Regions from separate parts of the Homo sapiens genome. Here all the other regions are linked to region 6. Evidence: read pairs that join two places in POLR2A ChIA-PET (ENCODE). Cell type or tissue: MCF 10A. All regions are shown on one strand. Region 1 has its middle 120 kb from the start of ZNF648. Region 2 has its middle 130 kb from the start of ZNF648. Region 3 has its middle 27 kb from the start of ZNF648. Region 4 overlaps LINC01344 (long intergenic non-protein coding RNA 1344). Region 5 overlaps GLUL (glutamate-ammonia ligase). Region 6 overlaps LINC01344 (long intergenic non-protein coding RNA 1344). Region 7 has its middle 120 kb from the start of LINC01344.

The links. Peaks named below come from ENCODE experiments on the same cell type or tissue, not always from the same donor. Only the 100,000 strongest peaks of a DNase experiment are listed, where the experiment ranks them.
Region 1: POLR2A ChIA-PET joins it to region 6 with 16 read pairs; 2 of 35 experiments call an interaction of 5 or more read pairs at or near these places.
Region 2: POLR2A ChIA-PET joins it to region 6 with 13 read pairs; 2 of 35 experiments call an interaction of 5 or more read pairs at or near these places.
Region 3: POLR2A ChIA-PET joins it to region 6 with 10 read pairs; 3 of 35 experiments call an interaction of 5 or more read pairs at or near these places.
Region 4: POLR2A ChIA-PET joins it to region 6 with 22 read pairs; 2 of 35 experiments call an interaction of 5 or more read pairs at or near these places.
Region 5: POLR2A ChIA-PET joins it to region 6 with 32 read pairs; 8 of 35 experiments call an interaction of 5 or more read pairs at or near these places.
Region 7: POLR2A ChIA-PET joins it to region 6 with 22 read pairs; 6 of 35 experiments call an interaction of 5 or more read pairs at or near these places.

Annotation. Positions count from the first base shown.
Region 1 is chr1:182,179,679-182,183,678 of GRCh38, reverse strand. It overlaps the pseudogene YPEL5P1. Among named protein-coding and RNA genes, the nearest start is that of ZNF648, 120 kb to the right of the region's middle. In MCF 10A, no CTCF peak of the experiment used is centred here; a DNase peak (open chromatin) is centred at 2,348.
Region 2 is chr1:182,184,781-182,188,780 of GRCh38, reverse strand. No RefSeq gene overlaps it. Among named protein-coding and RNA genes, the nearest start is that of ZNF648, 130 kb to the right of the region's middle. In MCF 10A, no CTCF peak of the experiment used is centred here; a DNase peak (open chromatin) is centred at 2,230.
Region 3 is chr1:182,086,480-182,090,479 of GRCh38, reverse strand. No RefSeq gene overlaps it. Among named protein-coding and RNA genes, the nearest start is that of ZNF648, 27 kb to the right of the region's middle. In MCF 10A, no CTCF peak of the experiment used is centred here; a DNase peak (open chromatin) is centred at 2,299.
Region 4 is chr1:182,215,331-182,219,330 of GRCh38, reverse strand. All of the region lies in intron 2 of LINC01344 (long intergenic non-protein coding RNA 1344), which reads left to right. Among named protein-coding and RNA genes, the nearest start is that of LINC01344, 97 kb to the left of the region's middle. In MCF 10A, no CTCF peak of the experiment used is centred here; no DNase peak of the experiment used is centred here.
Region 5 is chr1:182,375,113-182,379,112 of GRCh38, reverse strand. GLUL (glutamate-ammonia ligase) reads left to right here. Exons shown (of 7, transcript NM_001033044.4): 7 at 1-1,015. Among named protein-coding and RNA genes, the nearest start is that of GLUL, 15 kb to the left of the region's middle. In MCF 10A, no CTCF peak of the experiment used is centred here; no DNase peak of the experiment used is centred here.
Region 6 is chr1:182,288,612-182,292,611 of GRCh38, reverse strand. The region is part of intron 2 of LINC01344 (long intergenic non-protein coding RNA 1344); the gene reads left to right. Among named protein-coding and RNA genes, the nearest start is that of LINC01344, 23 kb to the left of the region's middle. RefSeq lists a cis regulatory region at 631-642 and enhancers at 564-708, 387-886. In MCF 10A, no CTCF peak of the experiment used is centred here; a DNase peak (open chromatin) is centred at 2,321.
Region 7 is chr1:182,195,935-182,199,934 of GRCh38, reverse strand. No RefSeq gene overlaps it. Among named protein-coding and RNA genes, the nearest start is that of LINC01344, 120 kb to the left of the region's middle. In MCF 10A, a CTCF peak has its summit at 1,777 (motif pointing right); DNase peaks (open chromatin) are centred at 1,754 and 2,154.

The sequences.
Region 1 (4,000 bases), 110 kb after region 6:
ACTAAGGCATCACCCATAGGCAATGAAAAGGCTTTAAACAAATGGAAAAAAATCTGGATATCACATGGAATGAGAAAACATGATTAGAGAGAAGTGTAGATGTGTGACTTTACAGAAGGTTCTGGACGTACTAATAGCTATCTTTGGCTGTCTGAAAGCCTTCATGGGAAGACAGGTTGGACATCAATGAATGGAAATAAAGAGAAGGTAGGTTTGCCTCAGTGTATCTCTGTCATTGAGGATTTCCAAGGAGAAGCCAGATGAAGAAGAAGAGGAAGGGAGTGATGAGGAGGAGAAAAGAAAAGGAAGAAAAAGAGGAGGAAGAAGAAAGAGGAAGAGGAGGAGGTCAGCATTTATTGAGCACTTCCTATGTACCAGGCATTGTTTTAAATAAGCTAAATATATTATCTTATTAAAATCTTACAGTATCACAACCCAGCATCAAGGGAAGCCCAGGCCAGCCCAGTTATGTCCACTGTGGGTTGCGTCCTACCTTTCACTTGCTGTAGGGAGGGTTGGTGTGTTCTTGCAACCCCTTTATTCTACTCACCTATGCAGGTTTTTAAAATTTCAGCTCCAAAAATGGGCAGAATTTTCCTTGATTATATTGGCAGTACCCATTTGTTTTCTCGTGCAAACTGTGATATAATCCTGACCAATGGCTCAGAACTCAGCTCATCTCTACTAGGTGCACAGGCACCACTAGCAGGGCGTTTCTTTGTCACAAAGTAGTTAACCTACAGTATGGTGAAGTTCAAGATCGGATCATGCTCACTGGCTGCCACATGGTTCAAGGTGTGAGCTACAAAAACCGCAACAGCCAACTGGGATGGATCTGTGAGTTTGCCACTGAAGACAGCCAGCATTATAAGGAAGGCTGTGTGATTCTGAAATGTGCTCTAGTTAGAGAGAATGAGGGCTTTGAGGAGCATGTACCATTCAATAACTCTTGGAAGAAAATGAGCTCAATCCATCTTTTTCCAGGTTTCCTTCACTGAAAACAAAAATCTGCTTACACACACTGCCAACTTAGTATCAGAGTCAGGTTCATAAACTGTGGAACAAGAGGTTGTGAGAATCTAAGATGGAACCTTTCTTTCTTTTTTTAAAAAAAGTTTTGTATTTTCCATGTAATAGCAGAGTGTGGAAAGAGTATTATGCAGATGTCATCAATTTTTCCCTATGTTTACATCTTAAGGCAGAAGAGTCTGTCTGCAACCATGTGATGGGCTGTGTAAAGAAAAAATCTGGGCTATTAGAGTGGAAAAGTGTGTTTTATATAAAATTTGAAAGGAAATATGTCAAGAGCATGGGTTTTTAACTTGAGCTTCATTTTAAACTTATTTTTTAAAAACCCAATTATTTTACCTGATTTGCTACCTTCAGAGAAGAGATCCAAATCTGGGCCGAGCACTAAGGACTCAGTTTTGGCATTACCTGTGCCGGCCAATGTGCCATATTCTTGTTGGAGATGAACCATAGCATTTTCCTTGCCAGTCTTGACCCAAAGGTGTCACCATTCCAGTTATTTATCACCATGTAATTGGTGTTGATTGGAAACTTTTTGTGAAATGGGGAAGAACTGCTTTGTTGTCTTTTTCTTTGTAACAAGCATAGTAATATAAATAAAATAATAGTTGGGAAAAAAATCTTACAATATCCCTATAAAGTATTGAGGCACAGAGAAGTTAAATAAACTGCCCATATTTACAGGATTTGGGATGATGGAGCTGAGACTTAAACCCAGGAAAGTCTGTTTCCAGATCCTATGCTCTAAACCACTACACTCTTTGATTTATAATGCGAGGAGATTCCTGTATCCAGCAGGAGTTCAGGTGTTATTATTTCTGAGCTTCCCTCCAACTTAGATCACTCAAGCTCTTTCCAGGGCTAAGATGGTTGGTATCTAGTGCCATTCAACAGTTATGGAACACTGACCATTCACCAGGCTCTGGGCTGGGCACTAGGGGCATTCAGATAAGTAAGACAAGACAGTCCTGTAATAGACAAAGGTGCAGGGAACTTCCATGGTCCACAAAGACAGAATCACAGTCTTTCCTCTGAGAGTTGGCAAGCTTGTAAAGAAGGCAGTATTTGCTTTTGAAACACCCTGCTCTCACCTTAGCTCATTTTGTCACCACACTCTCCTTTCCAGTGTCAACCAGCAAACCCACAAACATCTCACTGTTGAGGGAGGGTTCCTGACCGTATGTGGCACTAAGAAGGCTGAGCAGCAGAGTGAGCATGGATATAACCAGGCAAACTTGTTTTCAAGGCTCAGCTCAGCCACTGCTGGGTGGAATAAATCATGTGTTTAAGGCAAAGCAGCCAGAGATATTAGCCCCCCTCCGATACCTGCCAGTTATGACTCATTCTCCCCACTTCACCTAAAGCTATCAGATCTGGACAGGAAAATAAAGAAGTATTGTGTAATCTGTGCAATCATTCCGAATTCTATAAACATGGGCATTATATTTAACTTCTCTGTGGCTCAGTACTTTATGGGACTATTGTAAGATTGTTTTTTCCCAACTATTACTTTATTTATATTACTATGTTTGTTACATGGAAAAGGACAACCAAGCAGTTCTGTCACATTTGAGAAAAATATATAGGTACACACACACACATATCTATATATGTGTATATATATATGTATGTATGTATGTACAATTGTCCTATAACTGAAGATATTTATTGAGCCCTTGCTATATACCAGGCAGCATTCATGAGCTTTACCCATCTTAGTTCATTAAATCCTTATCATAACCATGTTGGATCAGTGTCATGGCAGCTACATTTTACAGATGAGAAAATGAGACACAGAAAAATAAAGCAAATTGTTCAAAATCACGGGGCTAGTAAATAGGGAGTCAGTTTAGCACATAAACAATACTGTTTCTGTCACTAAAATAGAAAATTGAGGCACTGAGAATCAATAAATTAGCCTGAAAGCCATGGTAGGGCAGTGAGAGGGTCAGAATGCCACCGGTTAAGTGTGTTCACCATGTAGGGGCCTGTTTCTACCACTCCTGTATCTCCCAAGAGGACACAGAAAAGATCCTTGGCGATCCTTCCTCCAACAAACATGGCTGTTGGTGGCTTTGTGTAGTGATATACATTCCTCAATGTCTATGTATGCTCATGTATATATAGGTTGGTGCAAAAGCATCTGCAGTTTTGCCATTGAAATTAATGGTAAAACTACAATTACTTTTGCACCAACCTAATACTTGCTTTTCAGGGTCCCAGTTGCATAAAGGCTAATCCCTCTGCTCATCCATTTTTAGAATGTCAGATGCTAATCACTTCCAAAGAAGTGATTCTCTGCATTTTGCTCCAAGCATTGATCCATCAGTTGCCTTTGCTCTTCACAGAAGTGAATCAGGACACTGGAGATACAAACGGTGCCAAAAACCTCTGCCCCTAAGGAAAGAAAAAAGGAGCATTGGATTGTTCCCTTCACAATCTGACAGGCGCTTGAGAAGAAAGAGCCCATATTTAATATGGTTAATGCATTTTGACTTTAGAGAAATAATAATTTTCATAGAAAAAAAGGGTAATATATTTCAAGCGTAAGAAGTCATACCATCAAGATGAGAAAGTTCAAAGTATATCCATGAGACAGGAACTTAAATTCTGGACTGATTGTGCTTGTATAATCTATAGCAGGTAGTTAAACTCCATGAATCTCAGCTTTCTCATCTATGAAATGAACCGAGTTTTATAGATGAGGAAAGTTTGTCTGGCAGAGCATCACAATGCAGTAAATGCTAGTTTATGTTTCAGTAGTCAGAAAGAGTAACGCGCAAAAAAGCATATTTTCATATTTTTCTCTCTTTTTTTTTCTGACATGGAATCTTGCTCTGTCACTCAGGCTGGAGTGCAGTGGTGCAATCTCAGCTCACCGCAACCTCCACCTCCTGGGCTCAAGCGATTCTCCTGCCTCAGCCTCCCAAGTAGCTTGGATTACAGACGCACACTACCGCGCCCAGCTAAT
Region 2 (4,000 bases), 100 kb after region 6:
GGGAAGCCAAAAGATTGAATACCCCTGTGCTAGAATCCCAGTAAAGAACCAATTACACCAACCACTGCCTCCAAGAAGCTGGAGTTTGGAAATGTCTGAGTGAAAAGGGGTCAGTGTAGGGTCACTCTGATCAGAGCAATTGCTGGTTCTGAGGTGATTTCAGATCTCTGTCCCACCTGAATCCACATCACCATCTCTATTTTTGTTTGTTTGTTTGTTTGTTTCTTTAAGTGAGAGAGATAGCAGGCTGAGCACAGTGGCTCATGCCTGTAATCCCAGCACTTTGGGAAGCCAAGGTGGGAAAATCACTTGAGCCCAGGAGTTTGAGACCAGCCTGGGAAACATAGTGAGCCCTCCTCTCTACAAAAAATATTAGCCAGGCATGGTGGTGCATGCCTGTAGTCCCAACTACTCAAGCAGCTGAAGCAGAAGGATCACTTGAGCCCAAAAGGTCCAGGCTGCAGTGAGCCATGATTGCACCACTGCACTCCAGCTTGGGAGACAGAGCCAGACTCCATCTCAAAAGAGAGAGGGGCAGAGGGAGGGAGAGGGAGAGGAAGAGGGAGAGACTGCCAACGAGACTTAAAATCTGAGCCTGTGAAAGACTTGAGAGAGGTATCTCCTGGTTCCGGGCAGTAAGACATTGTGACCAGTTTTTACCACAGGAGGACATTGCTGCTTTCAGTCTTGCCTTTCCAAAAGCCAATGACAAGAAAATAGTTTTAGGGAACTGGCGATAAAGCATAGGTCCCTGCTCTCTAATTTACTTAGATGAAGCCACAGAGGCCTATAGTAGGATGAGGATGAGAGAATGTGAAAGGAGAAAATATAGAGAAATAAATATGTCACTCTCTTCTCCAAAGTCACAATGGCAGACAAAATTGTAACAGACAAGAATTTATTAGCCTGGAAAATGTGACAGAGTATCTGAAATTGGCATTGTGCAGTGTCTTAGTCAGTTTGCACAGCTCTAACAAATGTACCATAGACTAGGTGGCTTATAAACAGCAGAAACTTATTTCCCACAGTTGTGAAGGCTGAAAAGTCTGAGATCAGGGTGCTGGAGTGGTCATGGTCAGGTTCTGGCAAGGGTTCTCTTCCAGGTTGCACACTTTCCATCTTTTCACTGTATCCTCTCCTGTTGGAAGGAGAGTAAGAGAGTCTCTGGGGTGTCTTTTATAAGGTACTAATCCCATTCATGAGGGCTCTACTCTCATGACCTAGTCACTTCCCAAAGACCCCTCCTCCTAATACCATAATATTGGGGATTAGGATTTCAACATATGAATTTTGGGGGACATGAACATTCAGTCCATTGCATCAAGATATGAGTCATCTATGTTATTCTCCATAGTACCCACATCATCTAGCACAGTGCTTAGTACAGAGAAGATGCTCAAAATAATTGTATAATGAGTGATTGAATGGTGTTCCTAGGTGGAGGACAGATCTGCTCATCTCAGGGCACCTGCCTCCTTCTGCCTTATGCCATACACTCATGGAAGGCTGCTTTTTTTCCCTCTAAATATCCATGGGGATTTTCATGTTGAAAAAAAAAAATCAGACTCTTGGCTGAAGGAGAATTTCTTAGCCTGGTGACATTAAAACCAATAAGAGATGAATGTTGAGCCAAGGCAGAAGAGAATGGGTTCAGTGTAAAGACTGTGGGTCCAGTCAGGCTGGCAGGAAACCTGAGAACTTCAAGGTTCCAGGTCCGTCTGAAATGCCTGTTGCTATGGACTGAATTGTGTCCCACCACCAAATTCAGATGTAGGAGCTCTAACTCCAGTGCTCATTGTGATGGTATGGGAGATAATTAAGTTTAGATGAGGTCACGAGGGTAGGTCTTCATGATGGGTTGGGATTAGTGCACTGGTAAGAAAAGGAAGAGATACCAGAGCTCATGCACTCTCTCCTCCCCACCCCAACCTCTCTCTTTCCATCATGGGAGGACACAGCAAGAAGGCAGCCATATGCAAGCAAGAAAGAGAGACCTCGTCAGAACCTGATCATGCTGGGACCCCAGTCTTGTACTTTCAGCTTCCGGAACTAAGGGGAAAACATTTCTATGAAGCCATCCAGTGTGTGATATTTTGTTATGACAGCCAGAGCTGACTAATATACCCATAAATCAGCTGTAAAGGAGTTTGCCCACTGGTTTTGGTGGTGAGCTGCTAATATCATTCCGGTGGTGTGATGCCTGCTACCAGAAAGCTGCCATTAGAAATTCTCCCTGCATGAAAGTACAGCCCTTTCCAGCTGAATGAGCCTTGACAAACAAATTAGATGATTCATCCTATGCCTGAAGGCTGTTTGGCTTTGCTGGAATCCTTAGCATACCACTACTGAAGAATTTTTTAAAACATTATTTTGTTTTAAATAGAATCTATGTCAAGCATTAATTGTTATCTATGCATTGATGCTGGAAAAATTTATCATCTTGTCTGTCTGTAATGAATTTTTTAAAATTAACTTCTTTTTTATTTAAACTAATGGTCAGCACTAAAATGGTAAGCCCTCCTCTGATCTTCTGAAATAGGAAAAAGAAAGTAAATGAATAACAGCCACATACTAAGTTATTGAATTACAAGTGAACCAATTAATACTTAGATTTTGTAAGCATTATTGTACCCTAAGAATCATAGATAATGCATGGAATCTCCAGTAGATTACATGCCCTGCTGCTTTTGAGGATAATACATGGGAAGAAGTTTGCACATTTAAGGTTTAAATGTGCCTGCCAAAAAACCATGTGCTGGTAACTTAATCTCCATTGCAACTGTGTTGAGAGGTGAGGTCTAGTGAGAGGTGATTAGGCCATGAGGGCTCCACCCTCATGAATTGATTAATACAAACCTACAGGATTGAGTTCATTCTAAAAGGGTGAGTTTGGTCCCTGGTCCCCAGCCCCCTGTGCCTTCCACTATGAGATGACTTAGCAAGAAGACCCTTGCCAAATGCCAGCCTTTCCATCTGGGACTTCCCAGCTTCCAGAACCATAAGCCAATACATTTCTAATCTTTATACATTACTCAGTCTCAGGTATTCTTTTATGAAAGCACAACACAGACTAAGGCAGGATGGTTTGCATATGTCAACTTGATTAACCTGGAAGTATATTTCCCAGAGTTCCCCCCACCGATATGGTTCTTGATTGGAGTTGTCAAAAAAGAAATGTGCATGAGATTTGAAAGATTAAAGTGAAGCAGCATGATTACCTCTGAAAGTCATTGTGATTAGACATGACGACAGATGCAGAGGTGCTGGCAGGTTCCAGTTTGTCCTTGCTGTCATCTCCTCTACATTCTACCTATCTTCCTACCTGACCCCACTGATCAACAGTGGTCTGAGAGTCCAGGCCTATCGCCATATATTGGCAGTGGAGGCAGTTTCTCATGGGCTTCCCATGAGCTTGCCTTTGCAGTTTCACTTCTGCAGTAGGACATGCATAACTGTTACTTACTCTTGCTCTGATCTTTCAACTCTCCAGTGGCACCTTCACTTTCTCTGCTTCTTCCATAATTATGTAAGGTCTAAATTTTATAATAAATCCCTTGCTTCATAACTGACAGTGGTTCTTCTTTCCTGTTGGAATCCCAAGATGCCCCATGGGAGGGAATTATTGTTAATTACTGGAGGATTCCTGTTTGGAGAAGCATTACAGTTTGGACTCAGAGATACTGGGTACCCACCTCAGTTCTACCACTACCAGCTGGTTGACCTCGTACAAGATATCTAACCTCTCAAGCCTCATTTTCTTTTCTTTTCTTTTCTTTTCTTTTCTTTTTTTTTTTTTTTTTTTTTTGAGACAGGATTTGGAGTGCAGTGATGTGATCTCAGCTCACTGCAACCTCCACCTCCTGGGCTCAAATGATCCTCCCACATCAGCCCTCCTGAGTAGCTGGGACTACAGGTGCATGCCACCACCCCCAGCTAGGTTTTGTATTTTTTGTAGAGATGGGGGTTTCATCATGTTGGCCAGGATGGTCTTGAACTCCTG
Region 3 (4,000 bases), 200 kb after region 6:
ACAGGTAGGGGCCTCTCAAGTGGGAGGGACTGTAGTGCATTAGTGTTTATTTTGAGCATTGATGCCCACAGAACTCATTGCACTTGGGCCATCACCTGCTCCAGTCCTCAAGAACAAAAATCTTACCGTCCCTGAGCAGCCTAGAGCAAGGTCATACAGATGACGTGCGGGACAAAGCCTCACTTGGGCAGAGGTGGCTCTTGCCCGCTCAACTGTGAGATGCAGGACAAGCCCTGAATCCCACAGGGTTTACCTCGAATGCATGCCCTGGGTTAGTGAGTAGTCATCGCTGCATGAGGAGTCCCTGCCCACAGCTGCTTCCACCGTCTGATCATTCCCCAGAGACCACATTCAAACCCCAAAATTGGAGCTGACAAGTTCTTATTTTTCTTTATTTTGTAATTGCTGTTACTTCTGGGGCTTGCAATGAGAGGAAGGATTGGATAATAGGCTTCTGGCCTGGAGAGATGAGATGGGAATCTAGTTAGTCTTTTGGCCTCCACATGAGGTTTTCATGGATTTCATATTCACACCTCATTTGGGGTCTGAGACTGTGGGTGATTTTGTCCCCATTCCTGCCCACATCTGTCCAATGGGCTGTTACAGTTCTTGGGGTCCCCACTCTCTGGACATGGTCATGCTCAGCAGGCCCCTACTCCCTGACTCCTTGAGCCAAGAAGGCCATTCATGTGGTTTCTCTGTGCTGCAGGGCACTGTGTATGTACAGGGAGCACAGGCCTTAAAGGAGGGGCTGTGTCTTTGTTGAGGGTGAATGTGTGATGGATGCATGAGGTTTCAGTCATGTCAGCCAGTGCCCATTTAAGCAAACACCCAGGACTAGATGGAGCAGGAAACCATGAGCCTCTGTGGCTGACTTGGGAGATACCTTCTTTCTTTACAAGTCTGTTCTGGAGTCAGTGGTGCTCCTGCCACTTCAGCTGGGCTCAGGACACCGAGTGCAAGATGCAGTTTCAGGATCTGGAATCCACAGCGCTAGTGGGCTGCTCAGGGGAGGCTGGGAGAGGTGTTTCTCTCGCAGATGCCCTGGATGGCATGGGTTCTGCTAGGTGGCTTGGTGAAGGAAAGGGCAGGATCCGTCTCACACATTCCAGGCACTGTGGGGGTCAAATATGAAGAGCAAGCTTACTTTTTCCCTCTGATATTTCTCTTGCCTTCTATAAAACAGAATGTATATTCCCTTCCTGCCACTCATCAGAGCATCTTACAAATATTGACTCTGTGTGCTAAAGGCCTACCAGGGCTGCAAGGGCCCAGGGAAGCTCAGCCGAGCTCTAGGGCAGATGTTAAGGAAAGGGAGGAAGAGGACCTCTCTCAGGGCTCCTGTCACAGAGATGCTAGGGAAGCGGCCATCAAGAACTGCCAGAACAGCTTCCTTACAGCCAACGATGCTAGCCATGGCACCCAGACCCAGGTTATGGAGCCCACTGGCTCTGCGGATTCCAGATCCTGAAACCGCATCTTGTATTCGGTGTCCTGAGCCCAGGTGAAGCAGCAGGAGCACCACCGACTCCGGAACAGACTTGTAAACACACTTCATCTAATGGATGGGCCCAGCTCTGTGCTAGAATTCAAAGCTTAAATGAGACTCGGGCTTGCTATTGAGGAGGCACAAGTCAAGGGGAGGAAACAGGCCCCCAAGCAGAGATAAAGATATACACGGTGCTTCACCCAACCCACAGGCAGGAGCACCCTGTGCTTCTCTGCAAGGTCAGCAACTCAGGGGATGCGACCTCTGCCACAGCTCCACAGGGTCACTTCCCTTACTTTCGGAGGAGCACCCATTGGGCACTCAAATCAACACCCTGGGTTTAGCAGCCACTCTGTGATCCCAGCAGCACGGGGTGCTGCTGGAAACCTAAACATTTATTCTTTCACTCAAAACGCTGAGCGCCTACCAGGCGGCACACATTGCACTGAATGTCAGAGCCAGAGATCCTAAGGCTCTGAGGTGGGGAGGACAGAGCTGGAGGCAGATTACACACCTTAAAATGTGGGTGCAGAGGTGGGCAGGGAACACCACTGGGATGTGCCCATGAGGATGAGCCAAGACGGAAGAGCTGCGACTTGTTTACCAAAAGGCATTGACGACTCGATGCTCCGTCTTCCGTGGGAATTCACCCAGCTTTGTTCAGATGTTACTACCTCTGCCCTTCCCAGTTCCTACCCCATGAAAGGGCATCTGAAGGTGCTGACATCAGAAATGGCAAGTCAGGACACACGCAAGTTCCACAGGGCTTCCTGCTGCCCCGCCCAGCCTCTTTGCAGCCGCCTCCTGCAGCCCCAGGCACAGGCCTGACTTTGGTACAGTTGAAGTAATGCCCCAGTTTTGCCCTGGGCTGGGACTGCCACCTGGGGCAATAAGGGTGGTTGTTTTCCCCTGTGGTTGCCCTCCTGGTTACCTTAGTGACTCATGGAGGCAGTGGGCCAGCCTGGGACAGAGGAGCAGGGGTCTGGTCCAGGGCCAGCCTGGGGCTCTGATCCGCGGCTGCCCCAGATGTCCAGATCTGACCAGGAGCTATGAGGGAGGAGCCTGCTCCCATATAGCCATAACTTTTCTGTTCTGAGCTCATCAGTGTGGCCTGATAAAGTCTACAGAGAGGCCCTCAAGGAGGAAGAAAGAAAAGGCAGGGAAATATACTTTTTTTAGCTAGAGCTCCATCAGCGAGTACAGAAAGAGAACATTCTCCTAGGAGAAAGCAAGGCATACTCTGTCCTCAAGGTGCCATTTTCCCCAAGCAATAGAGGCAAGGCCAGATGAGCTGTGGAGGGGTGGAAGATGAGCTTGTGGCTCCCCACCCTGTCCCTTGCATGCACACCCACCCTCAGGGGCTGCAGCTGGGGTGGCTGAGAGGGGAATCCCTGGTTCAGGCTTTCCTTGTCTTACACAAACTGAGAAGGAAGCCTTGAGAATGCTGGTAGTGCATGCAGGGTGGAGCTGAGAGGGCGGAGAATGAGGTTTTTCACCCACCCTGTGGGCCCTCCTGTTTCCTCCACCCTCCCTGTAATCTCAAAACATCCTGACTTCACTGAGCAAAGGCCCCAAGCTTTTCATGGAAGAGCAGCAGCTTGCAATAGCCCCAGAGTCTGAAGATAACATCTCCCTTGCGGTGGCAAGAAAAGGCAAGGGTGCTCAGGAGAGTGCAAAAGTCCTCAGGCCCCAACCAGAAGTTCTGCCTCTGAGGTCCTCAAAGACACGGGCTCCATCTCCTGCTGTTCCCGCTTTGATTTTAGGGTGTTGCTTTGCTGTACTGGTGCCAGTAGCGGCCACACTGCAACTCTGCTTCAGGCACAAGGATTGGGGTGGGACCCTGTGTCCGCTCTGAGAGCACTTCTGCCTCCAGCCCTCTCTTGGTCCTTGTCCTTCATGTCCTTTTTTGGTGTGAACTGGGTTCAGGAGAGAAGCCCAGGCCCTGACATCTGTGGTCAATGCACACACTCCAGGAAGTTGTCTTAGGGATCAACCAGGGGCACCCACAAAATGGACTGGGGATCATGACTGGCCTTTCCAACCCACAGACCACCTTCATTCCACTCAAAATAGCGCAGCTCTGACTCTACTTAAGAAGGACGCTCTGATAACATGCTGGTGACTTTCACCTAGAAATGGAATCCATCCTTCAGGGCCCGGCCCCCTTCCTGCCTCCATGATGAAACCTTCCTGTCCCTTCCTGTCAACCCTGAGGCGCCACCACCTTCTCCTTCCCGTCATGTACTCACAATAGTTAACATCCACGGCTCTCTTCCCCTGCACTAGGGGCTGGGATGGGGATGGAACGGGGTGCCCTCTATCCCTGAGTTCCTTCCCATGCAGAGATGTAGAAACAGTCATCATGCATGGTTCCATGAGAGATTCCAAGAAAATGCACAGCAGCTGCAGGAGTCCCCAGGTAGCATCTGAAAAATGATTTCCTGAAACACATAGGGTTTGGATGGCGGGGTCAGGAGAGGAAGGACTTTCTGGCAGAGTGTAGATGGGAAA
Region 4 (4,000 bases), 73 kb after region 6:
CTTCCCCAAGGTGCTCTGTCCCAGGGAGATGGGGGTTTTATCTATAAGCCCCTGACTGGGGCTGCTGCCTTTTTTTTCAAGATGCCCTGTCCAGAAAGGAGGAATCTAGAGGCAGTCTGGCTACAGTGACTTTGCTGAGCTGCAGTGGGGTCCACCCAGCTCAAACTTCCCAGCATCTTTGTTTAAACCGTGAGGGGAAAACCGCCTATTCAAGCCTCAGTAATGGTGGACGCCCCTTCCTCCAGCAAACTGGAGCATCCCAGGTCGACTTTAGACTGCTGTGCTGGCAGTGAGAATTTCAAGTCAGTGGATCTTAGCTTGCTGGGCTCCATGGGAGTGGGATCCGCTGAGCTAGACCACTTGGCTTCCTGGCTTCAGACCCCTTTCCAGGGGAGTGAACAGTGCTCACTGGCATTCCAGGTGCCACTGGAGTGTGAAAAACAAAAACAAAAACAAAAAAACAACTCCTGCAGCTAGCTTGGTGTCTGCCCAAACAGCTGCCCAGTTTTGTGCTTGAAACCCAGGGCCCTGATGGCGTAGGCACCCAAGGGAATCTCCTGGTCTGCGGATTGCAAAGACCATAGGAGAAGCATAGTATCTGGGCTGGAATGTACCATTCCTCAGGGCACAGTCCCTCATGGCTTCCCTTGGCTAGGGGAGAGAGTTCCCCAAACCCTTGCACTTCCCAGGTGAGGTGATGCCCCACCTTGCTTCTTTTTGCCTTCCGTGGGCTGCACCCACTGCCTAACCAGTCCGAATGAGATGAGCCAGGTACCTCAGTTGGAAATGCAGAAATCACCCGCCTTCTGCATTGATCTCACTGGGAGCTGCATACCAGAGCTGTTCGTATTCTTCCATCTTGCCAGCCCAGTCCTAATTTTTGTATTTTTAGTAGAGACGGGGTTTCACCATGTTGACCAGGCTGGTCTTGAACTCCTGACGTAAGGTGATCCGCCCACCTCGGCCTCCCAAAGTGCTGGGGTTACAGGCATGAGCCACCGCGCCTGGCCCATAACACACATTTTTAAGGTTTTTGCTGTTTACTGCTCTCCTTCCTTTCATAAGTTTATATGGAGTTAAAATTCTATGATCAGTGTATGAGTGTGTTCCCCTTACACTTTTCAAACTACATATTTCCATTCTGAGTAATCCTTTTTACAGCTCATCTCAACTAGCACTCAGATCAATATTTGTCCAGTCCTGCCCTTCCTTGTCCTATGTGTACAGGACACAATGCTCCTAGCAAGAAAGTTCACACCCAGTAGGAGGAATAACAGAAGTTTTTTTGTTTGTTTGAATCTAAAAATGCTGAGGGTGATTAATTCATGAAATCTTATTTTTTTTCAAATTATATTAGACTATCCTAAAGAAAAAAAGAACAAAGGCAAAATATTTTTACCTCAACCCATTGTCATATTGATAATCTTCAACTTTCTTTCTTTTTTTTTTTTTTTTTTTTTTTTTTTTGTATTTTTAGTAGAGTTGGGGTTTCACTGTGTTTGCCAGGCTGGTCTCAAACTCATGACCTCAAATGATCCACCCACCTTGGCCTCCCAAAGTGCTGGGATTACAGGTGTGAGCCACCATCCCTGACTGATAAACTTCAACTTTCAATATGCAGATCTACTTGTACATTTGTGATTCTTCAGAAATGGGACATGGCTGCTATTTTACCTCCTTTGAAGAAATCTAAACTTCTTGAGATCAGGAACCATTCTTCTATACCTTTTATAGAATAAGTTAGAGAACCATAAGATGGTAGACCTGGAAGCAGCCTCGTATTTCTCTAGTCTGAGTTTTTCTACAGATGAGGAAAATGAGTCCCAGAAAGGTGGAAGAACTTACCCATGATCAATAGCTATTTAGAGGCCAGCTATTAGAACCTGTGTAACCTGACTCCTCTTTCAATGCTCTTACCAGTGCCTGTCCTCAAAGGTAAATCTATGAAGAAGAGAGAACACTGCCTGTCTTAAGTAGGTTAATAAAAAGCGCTTCTCCGAATCATTCTGAATTCCGTTAGCTGGACTCATACAATGTTTGTAAGACTTGAATGGAATGTCTGCTTCCAAATAGTATGGCTTTCTCATGGGTCACTGGAAGGAATTAGTCATAAATGAACTCTCAGGAAAAGGTAGGATTCATCCACCATAAGGAGTTACTGAATATCAACCAATTAAATTTTGGAGTCTATTCCATCCAAGGACAATCATTTTTGTTTTGTTGTGTTAGTGTTGTAGATCAAATCTTTTATCCTAACCTTCTGTTGGCTGGTATGTGCTCACAACTCACCATCCATCCAAAGCAGATAAATACTTCAGAACATAAGAAAAACATATTTAGTTTAATTTGTTTGCATCCTGTTTTTAAATGACTTTTTTCATGAACTGGAAACATTCAGATTAATGAAATAAAGATTTTAAATGGGGATGTACAATTAAGAAAGAGAAAACTAATTTCCAGCCACCATAAGAGGCAAAGCAGTAGCTGGGATTAAATATAAAACTTGACCAAGACTATGGTTGTCATAGAAAAAGATTAAGAAAGGGAAAAGAAACAAAAAGGAAGAAAGAAAAAGAGACAGAAGGATTGATATAGAATAATTCTCATTATCTAAGAGGAGGAGGTATTAAGTGATATAAGGTTCTCTATATCAATCTCAGAGTGGACAAAAAAGTTGAATTCTCATGACAATTTTTGATAAAAGCCAACCCCCTCCACAAAAACATAAATATAGTAAAGGCATTTATTTGAGATGGTAAGGTGATGAGGTTCAAGTTTACAGGTATTTGGTATTCCAGGCTAATCTGACAATAAAAATTAAAATATTTAGAGGTATAGATAGATATCATGTTTCTCAGACTCTTAACTAAATGCTTAATAAATATAATAAGTTCAGCTAGATTTTTGGTATGACTTGAGAGTTGAAGTTAGACTTCCAGGAAGCTGTTCTATTTTGCTAATTAAAGACAAATGCATATGCTTGGGAAACTAGATAAGTGGGTGGAAGGACATGTGTTATAGCAATAAAGGAGCCTACCAATAATCTGATGAGGAAGGAAGTCATGCTTCTTCTAAATACAGGTGACCCGCTAGGATCTATGCTTAATGAAAACTCCAAAATTTGCTGGGCTAGAATGGCATGAATATTTCAAGTTGAGCCATCACAGCTTGGGAAAAACATTTGTAAGACTTGTGTGGAATGTCTACTTCCAAGTAGCATGGCTTCCTCATGGGCCACTATAATGAATTAGACTTAAATGAACTCTCAGGAAATTGTATGATTCATCTACCATAAAGAGTTATTGGATATCAACCAATTAAATCTTGGAGGCTGTCCCATGCAAGGACAATAATTTTTGTTTTGTTGTAGTTAGTGTTTAGCTCTTTTTCCTGGTTAGTGTAATAAAACCATGCTGTCTGCATATGCACTTGGGCTGTCCACTTACAATTGGGACCTGATACTTCTAAAAGACTGTTCCTGCCTTGCTGATTTTGGCAGTGGAGTTAGAATGCAAATTTTGCAGCTCTCTCTGGGAACCTACATTGAATTATTTTACAGCTTAATTCATGACCAGTGAATGGGAGGGATGCATTCTTCCTATTAGCTAGACTTGTGAAATATTTTTAAAGGATGTTTTGATTGATTGGTTGCCTCATTGTGTTAACTGGGGGGCACCTCTCCAGAAACACTTGGTTCTGAGGCATCTTTTACAATATAAATCACAACGGGTCACTCTGTAGTCAAAAATCTTTCATGCCAGACGTGGTGGCTCATGCCTATAATCCCAGCACTTGGGGAAGTGGAGGTGAGTGGATCACTTGAGTCCAGGAGTTCGAGACCAGCCTGGCAAACATGATAAAGCCCCATCTCTGTTAAAAATACAAAAATTAGCCAGGTATGATGGCGCATGCCTGTAATACAAGCTGCTTGGGAGGCTGAGGCACAATAATCGCTTGAACCCGGGAAGCAGAGGTTGCAGTGAGCCAATATCATACCATT
Region 5 (4,000 bases), 87 kb before region 6:
CCGACCGTTCATTTAAAAAAATTCTACTTCAGGCCGGGCATGGTGGCTCAAGCCTGTAATCCCATCACTGTAGGAGGCCAAAGTGGGCAGATCACTTAAGGTCAGGAGTTTGAGACCAGCCTGGCCACCATGGTGAAACCCCATCTCTACTAAAAATACAAAAATTAGCCGGGCTTGGTGGTGAGCACCTGTAATCCCACCCTGCCGAGTGGCAGGCTGAGGCAGGAGAATCGCTTGAGCCCAAGAGCCGGAGGTTGCAGTGAGCCAAGCTTGCACCATTGCACTCCAGCCTAGGCAACAGAGTGTGACTCCATCTCAAGAAAAAAAAAATTCTATTTCATTTTACAATATGCAGATATATGTCCATACACATGCATAATATAAATGTATACCATATTTGTGAGAATATGCATATATGTACACATTAGATACACAATACAAGCACAATACATATGTCTTTTGCCCAAGATACAGCATTTTGTAAAGGAGACAGGAATTTAGTAATATATGTTCCAGAAACAGTACACAAGAGAATTCGCCGAGATGAGAAAGTTGTCACTAGGAATGGGGAGTGGTAAGATGTAGAAGGTATAATTGTTCTTAAAGTTCTACTGCCAACTCTTTCCAATTAATTACCCACTCTGCCATGCTTTATGGACAGGAGGTTGTCGGACACTGTCAATTAATAAATATTTGAGCATGATACACTGCTTGGAGCTCCTCTAATATAGGAGAGTGATATCCTAGTGCATGTTACAGAGGGAGTGTCCACACAGTTCCTATTGTCATTTGATGAGTTACTTTTCAGGGGCCTTGTACCTGAGCAAGTTGTCCTCTTTTTGATGGATTTCAGATTGAGTTACCTGCATTGTCTTGAGATTGCAGCGTGTTTCCTCCACTGTACGGCGTAGTCAGCAGATCTATTAGTTAAACTCCAGTGGGCCCTCAGTCACTAAATCTATCCTCTGTGTTGAAGGCTTTCTGCATTTGCCTTTCAATAAAGGTTTAGAATAACTCCTTCTCTGTGACTCTGTTTTACTCCTCTATTGACAGTAAATTGAATCAGCATTTAAGATGTGAAAAAATTAATAATCAAATGAAATGGGGGTCAAATAGGCACTAGTTTGGTGTGTTGGGGAAAGCATATGAATGAGGGGTGGTCAAGTGAATGGTCAAGTCTCCTTTATGACCCTCCTTTTATAGCTAAAGGTTGTCACTGGCAGCACCAAAAGGAAGGGGACTCCTGGGCCCATTGCTATGTATCCCAGTTTATTCTCAAATGATTTTGTGAGCTGTTTTGGTAACTGTTTAAATAAGGCTACAGAATGAAATGTAGTATCACATTGTGGGAGGAGAGGGAAAAGGATTCCTTTTTTCGTTTTTTGGAAGAAGTGAACACTTGCCTGGACTCTGGGAAGGAACCTGTGATCTAATTAGCTAAATTTAGAGAGACAGTACAGTAAGAGAATGCACTTTTCCAGAGCTTCCTTTGCAAGAGAGGATCCATCTCTTCAAACAATCTACCACCAGGCTCATTCCTAGGTGGGCCTAAGATCCAGAAACTACCAATCTATTAACATTTTTATATAAATACTGCTATGGCATAGCACTTAGCCAAGGAAGCCTTCAATAAATGTTTGTTGTTTACATTATCAGAGAAAGGTCACTACTATGTCACTGGCTAAAGAAAGTAGGTAGAAGGCTGGGGTGTGAGGCCTATTAATCATAGTATTAATCATAGGTATTAAAGGTTTGTGTATGAGCTGCCTCACTCCTGCAGTAAATTCCAAATTACTTAGTTCAGAAATATCCTCCTCTTCCTGATGCCAAATGCAGGGCCTTTGGGGTGGTCATCTGAAATGCTATGTCCTGGAAGCTGCTGAGTTTCCAGGTTCTTCCCTTCTCTTGGAAGAGGATGGTTGGGAATATACTTAGATTATCTGTGTCATTAAGTGATTCACTCCTCCAGGAATTGACACCATTCTTTACAAAATCAGCCTGAGATAAGCTATGACATCCCCAAAATTCCTTCCAAATTTGGAATTTTATGCTGTGAACCATCACACCCAATATTGAAGTTAAGCAGTTTTTGGTTAAATGTGCTACCTTAGAGGGTAAAAGAGCTCCTCCAACTTATGACTGGTTATTTGTCATCAAGGTTCACAGCTGAATTCAGTGTTGGAGAAGTTGGAAAAAGATGAACAAGCTGTTTTGTTTTGTTTTGAGACAGAGTATTGCTCTGTCGCCCAGGCTGCAGTGCAGTGTCGTGATCTCGGCTCACTGTAATCTCTGCCTCCTGGGTTCAAGGGATTCTCCTGCCTTAGCTTTCCAAGTAGCTGGGATTACAGGTATGCACCATCACACTCAGCTAATTTTTGCATTTTTAGTAGAGACGGGGTTTTACCATGTTGGCCAGGCTGGTCTTGATCTCCTGACCTCAGGTGATCTGCTCACCTCAGCCTCCCAAAATGCTGGGATTACAGGTGTGAGCCAACATGCCTGGCCATATTTTAACACAGCATTTGGGTGTCATGGAGGGGTAGGGAGGGGCATATGAGGCAGCATTTTATATTAGTAGTGATAGGAATATTTAATCATAAAATGATTTAGCATACATTTATTTCAGGTTAGGAAGAACCATTTCTCTCTGTTCCAGGGCTCTGGCTTCTGTGCTTTAGGAGTCCTAAAGCTATATAACCATCATCCTCAGGTAACTCAGCCCAGCACTTTCTAACCCTGAGGGTTTATATATCATTTAAAAGCATCGGCTGGGTGTGGTGGCTCACACCTGTAATCCCAGCATTTTGGGAGGCCGAGGCAGGCAGATCACCTGAGGTCGGGAGTTCGAGACCAGCCTAGCCAACATGGAGAAACCCTGTGTCTACTAAAACTACAAAATTAGCCAGGTGTGGTGGCGCATGCCTGTAATCCCAGCTACTCAGGAGGCTGAGGCAGGAGAATCGCTTGAACCTGGGAGGTGAGGTTGCAGTGACCCAAGATCACGCCATTGCACTCCAGCCTGGGCAACAAGAGTGAAACTCCACCTCAAAAATAAATAAATAAATAAATAAATAAATAAATAAATAAAAGCATCACAAGTGTACTATCTGTTGCTGCATAACAAATTACCCCAAAATGTAGCAGCTTAAAATAAGAAATATTTATTATCTTATACAATTTTGAAGGATCAGGAATCTGGGAGTGACTTAGCCGAGTGCTTTTGCATTGAGGTTTCTTAGCAGGTTGCAGCCAGACTGTGAGGGCTGCAGTCTCTGAAGATCTGACTGGGTTCAGTTCCTTGCCATGTGGGCCTCTTCATAGCGCTGCCCATGCCATGTCTTTTTCCGGAGTGAGTGATCCAAAGAAGAAAATGAGAGAGAGAAGCCTCAGTTCCTTTATAAGCTAATCTTGGAAGGGACATCCCATTACTTTTACCATACTTCATTTGCTAAAAGTGAATCACTAAATTTCGTCCATATTCAAGGGGAAGGGAAAGCTCCATTTCTTGAAGGAAGAGGTATCAAAGAATTTGTGGAACTATCTTTAAATTACCACAATGAGCAGTTTGGCCCTGAGAAAATAGTCAAAGTTAAAGTGTTATCCTAGGGAGAAAGGTTTTGGTTTCCTTTGATTCCTTTAATATCATAAGTCCTTTAATAATATCTTCTTGGCTGGGTGTGGCAGTTCATGTCTGTAATCCAAGCACTTTGGGAGGCCAAGGTGAGAGGATCACTTAGGCCCAGGAGTTTGAGACCAGCGTGGGCAACATAGTGAGACCCCATCTCTACAAAAATTAAAAATGGGCCGAGTATGGTAGTCCCAGCTACTTAGGAGGCTGAGGCAGGAGAATGGCTTCAGCCTGGGAGATGGAGGCTTCAGTGAGCTGTAATCCCACCACTGTACTACAGTCTGGGCAATAGAGTGAGACTGTGCCTCGAAAAAAAAAATGGCTGGGTGTGGTAGCTCACACCTGTAATCCCAGCACTTTGGGAGGCTGAGG
Region 6 (4,000 bases):
ATAATTCCCACGTGTCATGGGAGGCACCCGGTGGGAGGTAATTAAATCTTGGGGGCGGGTCTTTCCCATGGTGTTCTTCTCGTGATAGTGAGTAAGTCTCACAAGATCTGATGGTTTTAAAAATGGGCGTTTCCTTGCACAAGCTCTCTCTCTTTGCCTGCCATCATCTGTGAAAGACATGACTTGCTCCTCCTTGCCCTCTGCCATGATTATGAGGGCTCCCCAGTCATGTGGAACTGTGTAAGTCCATTAAACCTCTTTTTCTTCCCAGTCTCAGGTATGTCTTTATCAGCAGCGTGAAAACGGACTAATACAAGGTAGAAGGCGCATTTCTGCTGAAGGGTCTTAGATCTTCCAGATTCTTTCAGATTTTGCCTGATCAGACTCCTTCACTCTCCTAAAACAAACCAACCAAAGTAACAATAGAGCAATAGTAACAAACTCTTCAAGTAACAATACAACTGCTGTGTGTTTATAACTCCCTTGCTCTCTAGAGACCCCTGTGCTTTGATATTACCAGTTGCTCTTTCTCAGCTTAACTCCGAGGAAGAAATCAACCAAGAACCTTGGGAATCAAGTGACCAAGGGCAGAAAGCAAGAACGGTGCAGTGCAAACATGGCCTGCCTGGATGTTTGCTTTGGTTTAAAGAGTTACTAGGGATAGTATACTAACCTTTTATTTTGCAGGGGCCTTTACTTTCCTGGTAAATAGCTGTTTTTAAAGTAGCAGTTTCTCCATGTGACTGGGCAAACAGATCCTTAAAATAGATCTGACCCTTCTTTCTGTGGATCAGCCAGGGTGGCAGCAGTGACACCTGGGCCACTGGTCCCAGTTGCATGCCAGGAAAATAATCAAGCAGTAGTGTCTGGGTACTTTTCTATCCAGGGCACAGCTGTTTATCTCACTGCCTCTTGAAGCCATAGCCTGTGGTGGCCCCGACTACCAACAAGTAGTGGACTCCACACACAAGTGTCTGCAGCCCCAGGCACTGAGAGAGACCCTCCCAGTGGGGCATGTGCAGAGACTGCCTCACTGGCCTGGAGTAGATCACTTTGGTTTCACGACTCTTTTTAATGTGGTTTTCCATAGCAAGGGCAGCTAACTGGGGTGGAGGTGAATATGGGGACTGGGAAGAGGCCATTCATAGTGGTTCCTACAAGGAACAAGGTCAGTGTCTCCCCTTCCCAACAGGAGCCTGCTCCTGCAGTTGGGGGTCTGTTGCTAGTAAGTTGACTGGGTCATGCCTAGCCCTCAAGGCCCTGGATGCTGACCATCCTCAGCCTGTTTTTCTGCCCCCCTCCATATGTATTTCCTGCTGGAGTAAGACCAGCTTTTTACAGGCACTCCCCAAAACATACACATATGTGAAACTTGTGCCAGTCTTCTCTTCTGGCCTTTGTTCATGCTGTTCTTTCATCCTGGTAAGTTCTTTCCTTTCTGTATCCATTCAAATCCTTCCCACCTTTCAAGGTCTCGTATAAACCTACTGCCTCCGTAAAGCCTCCTCAGAATGTTCCTGTTTGGCCCTGGTTCTTGTCTCATTTCATGTGGGTCAGTTCAATCTCCCCATGTAGTTTGCAAGCCCCAGGAAAGCAGAGTCCATGTCAGGTCCTTTAAAGGTGTCACCCACATCCCCTAAAATAGCTCTCATTTCCTGTATCACTTATCTCTCCTTTGTAATTCACTGTTTAAAAAAATACCTTTTTTCCCCCCATAAGTGACTGGGAATGATGCTGTTCACTTCTGAAATGCCCATAGCTACTAGCACAAAGCTGGTGATCAATAAATGCTTGCTGATTGGATAATTTATCAATGGCCTATATTGAAGAGAGAAAATAGTAACTAAAATGATAAAAGCTTGAGCATGATCCATGATTCTTACTTTGGATCCTTGAAGATGATCATGTCTAAACACATAATGGCCTTTTCATGCAGTTCTCTTTCATTTAATTGCTTAAAGAGGGAGTTTGACTCCAGCCTCTCTTATATTCAGCTACAACCATTCAAACTAGTAAACTTTAAATGAACATCCTCACTGTACTGGATCCTGCTCATGGGATCTGAGGCCCTGCTCCTGGAGAAGAGAGTGGAAGAGGCTTTATTAGTCACCAACCAATCATTTCCCGCTTAGCCCTAATGGGGAGTAAGCATGACAGCTATGAGCAGTAGCCACAGGCTGTTTAGGGCAAGGGAAAACACAGGGAAGGAGATCCAAGGGATGCGAAGCTGGAATGAAGGATTTCAGCTTCCAAGAGCACAAACTGATTGATTCTCAAAGTACATACCGTAACCTGAAGTGATTCATGACCAATTATGCAAGTGGCATAGCAGACACCAGAACCAAATGAGACCTCCAAGGGAGGGAAGCCAGGCCAAAGCTCTCTCTGGGGAGCAGCCAAACCTTCAACAGTCATGGAACAAAGTCAGGAAAAGGCCCTGAGAAGAGCTAAATTTATCCAGGTTGCCTGCGGTGCCTGAGGGCATGAACTTCAGGGAAAAAAGAGCAAATGAGGAATTACTCATATGCCAGAGAGAGAGAGAGAGAGACCAGAAAAGACAGGACAATAGCTATGGCTGGTGGTTTACAACAGCACAAGAGGGAAATCTCACTAATGTTGACCAGCAGCAGCTGCCTAGCCATATCACTCTGTGTGTGTGTGTGTGTGTGTGTGTGTGTGTGTGTGTGTGTGTGTGTGTGTTGGTATGGGTGTATGTCTTTAAACTGAGGACCTTTATACTAGGGATTTAGGGTGGACAGAAGATCAGGAACCACATCAAGCTTGCACTACCTCTGATGGCTCCTAGAAAGGTAGTATTTTCCCAGAGAACTACGTAAACAGCTGAGAGTTACAAAGGCAGGCCAGCTTATACCCAATGATTGGAGCATGCAATACCCAGGGTACAATAGCTTGGTGACATAATGGTAGAATCCTACCTACTGATGGATCACAGAGAAAATGCTGAGATCATTGTCAGTCTGGACAATGTTTCTAATTTGGAAGGAGTTGGAGGAAGCCATGATAATGGGTTATCTTGCCTACTCAAGGGTGGCTCTCAAAAGTAAGGTGGGCAGGAGGAAGCAGGAGGTGACGGAGCACTTGCTGAGTAGCTATTGGTAGTTTTTTGTAAATACGCTTTCATTCAATCCTTTGAGGTAAGTATCATCTCCAATTTATAGATGACAACACTGAGACTCATGGAGTTTACGTAATCTTAACAAGGTCACCCTGATGATAAGGATTGAAGTCATGGTTCCAACTTAGGCTGCTTGCTCCAAAGCCTGGGCTTTTTCTACCCTACTGCCATGGTTCCTAGCTCTCTCTACACCTCTCAAGTCTAAAATCCCAGCCAGAGAGAACCTCCAGGGAGAGCCTAGTGTAATCAGGACATGGGGGTTGAGATTGTGAGCTCTTTGCTCATAAAACCTCCTGGATCTTGGACCAATCAAAAGCTAACAATCAACCAACACCTTCCCTGGGCCGACCAACTACTTTCCTACTTGGAATTTCTTCCAAAGTGACATTTTTTTAGAAAATACACTTAATGAGATGAAAGGTGACTGTTGTTGCCTTTTCTCTTTGCTTTTAGCATGTGATAACCTTTCTTTCTGGTCATGTCCCAGTCTTCTTGGTCTTTGCCCTCAGCACTGTGAAAGTGCATATTTGCCCAACCTTTATACCACATAGCTCTGAGCAGTACATGTTCTGATCTGGACTAAGTTCACTTAGCAGAAGAGTGGGTGGCCTCCTACTGACCCTTTCTGGAAACACCTGTCTTCAACAGGTTCTCCTGAGGCCCATCCTGGTGGCAACTGTGCTAGGATGGGGGCAGAGTGGGTGGGAGCCCATTTCTCCACAGGAAATCCAGAAACAGTCCCACCAACTTCTCCAGGATTGACCTTAAATGCCTTCACCCTCCCTTAAATCCTCCCACTTCATTCCTTTTATCACTTCAAGCATTAGCTACATATCATTGTAACCCATGTTCAATACTCAAGAG
Region 7 (4,000 bases), 93 kb after region 6:
TTTGACATTCTGGGAAGAACTGAGCAAAAGAAAATGGACTTTGTTAGATCTTCATTAGGTATATGAAAGAATGTTTTGCCTCTCATAGGTGGGCTTGTGTCCTTTACTGTTTCTTTCACACACCCTTGCTCACAATCACTCTCCTGGAAGAAGGACCTCCCCTTGCCTCTTCAAATCTTACCAATCCATTGGCCAGGACCCAACCCAGGTCTCTTCCTATGAATCCAACTACTCAGGTATTCTCAATGATCTCCCATTTCCCTATCCTAAAAAAGGGCACTAATATACTCAAAGGTCCAGTAGCTAGGAGGGATGCTTTAGTACATAGAAAAAGAAGACACAACTCATAGCCATCAGGGAGCCTAGCGAAGGGACCAGACACCAAAAGCTTATTTTAATAAAGTGTTGGGATAAGAGATGTACATCAAAGTCAATGGGAACACAAAGACTTAGCACTTAATACAGAGCAGGTTAGGCCAGAGGGTAGCATAAAGTCAGGGAGTGTTTTATAATGGAGGCAATAGCTTTTGTTGCATTTTGAGATTAACTTGATATAGAGTAGCAGTGGGGTGGTTCCAGATAAAACTATCAAAAGCACAGACAGAGCGTGGGAAATCCAGAGAATACAGGTGGTTCAGTAAGCCATGGCCAGCCCACTGTCAGCTGGCTAATAATTAGGTGCTTCTTTTGACCAGTTTTAGTAAATTTTGTTTAGAGGAGAAGCTAGATGTTACAACAGTGGATAAAGAGGGCTCTCTGATGACAATATGCAATTGTGCTTCTCTATTTTCCCAAGTAAGTCAACTCCTTGGTCCCTGACTCAATCAAACAAAATTCTGATATCTGGTGAATCTACTCTTCTTAGAAAGCCATTTGGATTTTTTTTTTTTTTTTTTTTACTGTTACTTAAGCATGTCACTGGGGGATATCACTTCCCACCCTTAGCAGTTTATTAGAGGATCTCACAAGAAGCCCTGTCTGACAATTCTCTTCTCTATGACTTGCTAGATTTCATATGTTAGAAAGCCTTAGCAATTGGCTTACCTGAAGGGCCTACCCTTAAGCCAGTTTCAGGAGTGGTGGAAATATGGAACGCAAAACAGAAATGGCAAGAAATGTGGTTGAGTAGGATGTGGGTGGGAAACCAGATTATAAACACCTTTGAATGCCAGATTAAGGAGTTTGGGCTTGCTCCTGGGGACAGGGGAGTCCAAAAGAAGATTAAGCCATTGACACATAAACTGAACCATAGAGATGAAGAATTGCTTATCTCAAATTGTTTTAAGGTACAAACCAGTCTCTTCTACTGAACGATGCATACATTTTCTGAGGGCAAAATTCCTGCCTAATATTTTCTTGGTGTCCTCTTTTTTTTCTTTTCTTTTTAAAAATAGAGATAGGGTCTTGCTGTGTTGCTCAGGCTGGTCTCAAACTCCTGAACTCAAGCAACTTTCCCATCTTGGCCTCCCGAAGTGACCGGGATTGCAGGCATGAGTCACCATGCCCAGCCACTTGGTGTCCTCTTTGATTCCAGGCACATGTTTGAACAAATAGGAAGTTGTCAAAAATATGTTGATTGGTAGGTTTGAATGGCTACCAAGAGAGGCTGTATAGACCTTCAGAAAGAGATCTTGTGTCTCATATAGAATTAGATCGTTAAGCAGCAGAGAGTAGAGTCTGCATTTTTACCTAGGATCTGAGGCTCCTCTTCAATTCCTCCAGCCTATTCTAAATGGCTGTGTCTCTCAATTTGTCTCCCACTAGGAGGCAGCATCATTCCCTCTGCCCTCAGGACAAGGAGCTTTTTAAATAAACATACATAACACATATGTAATTATATGCACATTCCCCCAATATAAACAAGCACGTTAAGTTTTGACCTTGATTGACTAGAAAAAATGTTTCTTGGAGTCTTGGTCAATTAGCCTCAACCTAAAGACAGAGGGTTCTGGAACATACGACTCTGACCTCCAACTATCCCTGGAGGAGCTGCCTCCTATACCAATAAAAACTACTTTCTGAGAAGCATCTTCATGCATGATATTAATAGATTGATTTTGCAAGCAGGAATTGGCAAACATGATAGAACCCTATGGTAGGGAAAGAGCATTTGGACGATGTTGGATTGCCTTCCTGTTGAATTTTATGCAACCTTGGGTCCCTAGGGAGTTTCCCCAGAAAGCTGGTTCAGAGTGTGCCGGCTCTTGTGTCCCAGCCTGCTGTTTATTTCATGGTGGCTGCAGTAGAGCAGCATTTATGCTTATGTTAGCAGCTTAAAGCTTCTCGGAAAATTTGGAAAGTAATGTTACAGCAAATAGCCAAAGTATGCTCTAAGCATGTTTTTCTCAAGGCCTGGGTTTTCCATATTACCTCTGCCAGGAGTGACAGGAAAATCCAAGAAAAGCTCTTTAATTTGATCATCATCGTTGATATACTTGTTGTACATTGAGAATCTCAAGTTGTCCTGGGAAAGATTTGTCAATCAATTCAGCAGAACTTCTCAAAACTTGTTACATCAGAGGAGTTCAGGTTATTTCTGTGTCACAAGAGAGTACAGCCAAGGCCAAGAACATGGTCAGCCCCACTCAGACGTACAATTCTGTCAAAACAAAACCTTGGGCTGGCTTCCCACTTAAGCCTTTTAAAGAATAATTTGCTTTGATAGGCGATTGGTGCCAAGCCCAAAATTAGAAACTCCTATATGTGTGGGAGGCAGGGACCATGAAATGTTTTAGGAGGAAATTCAGCTTTTCCTCTTTTGGCCTTTGCTGAAGTCCCTCCAAGGTTTTCAAAGGGAAAGCCAACACCATTCCTTCAACGAACATGTGCTGAGCCTGAAATCTTGACAGGGCTGAGGACTGTCACAGTCTTGGAGTACAGCTTTGTCCATCACACCTGCTGCAAAGGGGCTTGCACTCCAGCTAAGAAGCATATGCAAGGTCAATTCTTTCAGCTTTCCATGTAACACATTCATAGGAATAGATAATAAAAATAAAGGAAATATTACTTTTGAGAAGGAAATAAACATGAAAACAAAACAAAGACACCAACCCTGATTTCTAAGAGCTTCCATTACAGCGGAAGAGTCACACATGTATAAGATAAATTACCATAACAGATAATTGCCACCCTTATAATATAGGTATTTTGTAAATTACTATGAGTCTGCAGAAGAAAGAGTTATTGAGAGGAGCTTAATTCTTTTCCTACAAAGATTTTGTAATACAAATGATGGAGAAAGCCTAGTGGAATCACCTACCAGGAAGATAGTGGCTTAGCTTCAGGCAGATCTTATTCATTTACTCTACAAATATTTATTGAACATCTATCATGTGTTGTTAGGATATTGGAATCCATCAATGAATCAAAGAGAAGAGGATCCCTGTTGTGATATTCTAGGAAAAAAATAAACTAAAAAACAAAATTGGCAATGACCAATTAAAGCATTCCTTCTTTGATAACAGGTAGAAATTAATTGGTTTTTGGTTGATGGGGATACTAAAAGCTGTAGAACATCATACCTTTTGATCCTGAAGTCTCACTAAATGACCATGTCAAGCAGTATGTTAGAATAATGACCCACCCCAATATCTACATACTGAAGACCACCATGCCACTTCAAGCTACCAATGAGATGTCTCTGAACATACAGTTGGGAAGAGATGCATATAATAAAACAACCACAGAAACACAAAACCCTGAATCTTAGAACCAAAGCAATATTCAGTAGGTAAGGTGTCAATATTGATAAGAAATGCAGTGTTGCTGGCTGGCTTTCAAAAGAGAGGAAGAAGGTCATAACCCAATGAGTGTGGGCAATCTTTAGAAGCTGAAAAATACAACGAAACAGATTCTAACCTAAAGCCTCCAAAAGAAATGCCATCCTGGCAACACCTTGATTTGAGCCAGTGAGATCCATGTTGGACTTCCAAACTATAGAACTGTAAGAGAATACATTTAGGTTGTTTCAAGCCACTACATTTGTTACAGCAGCAATAGG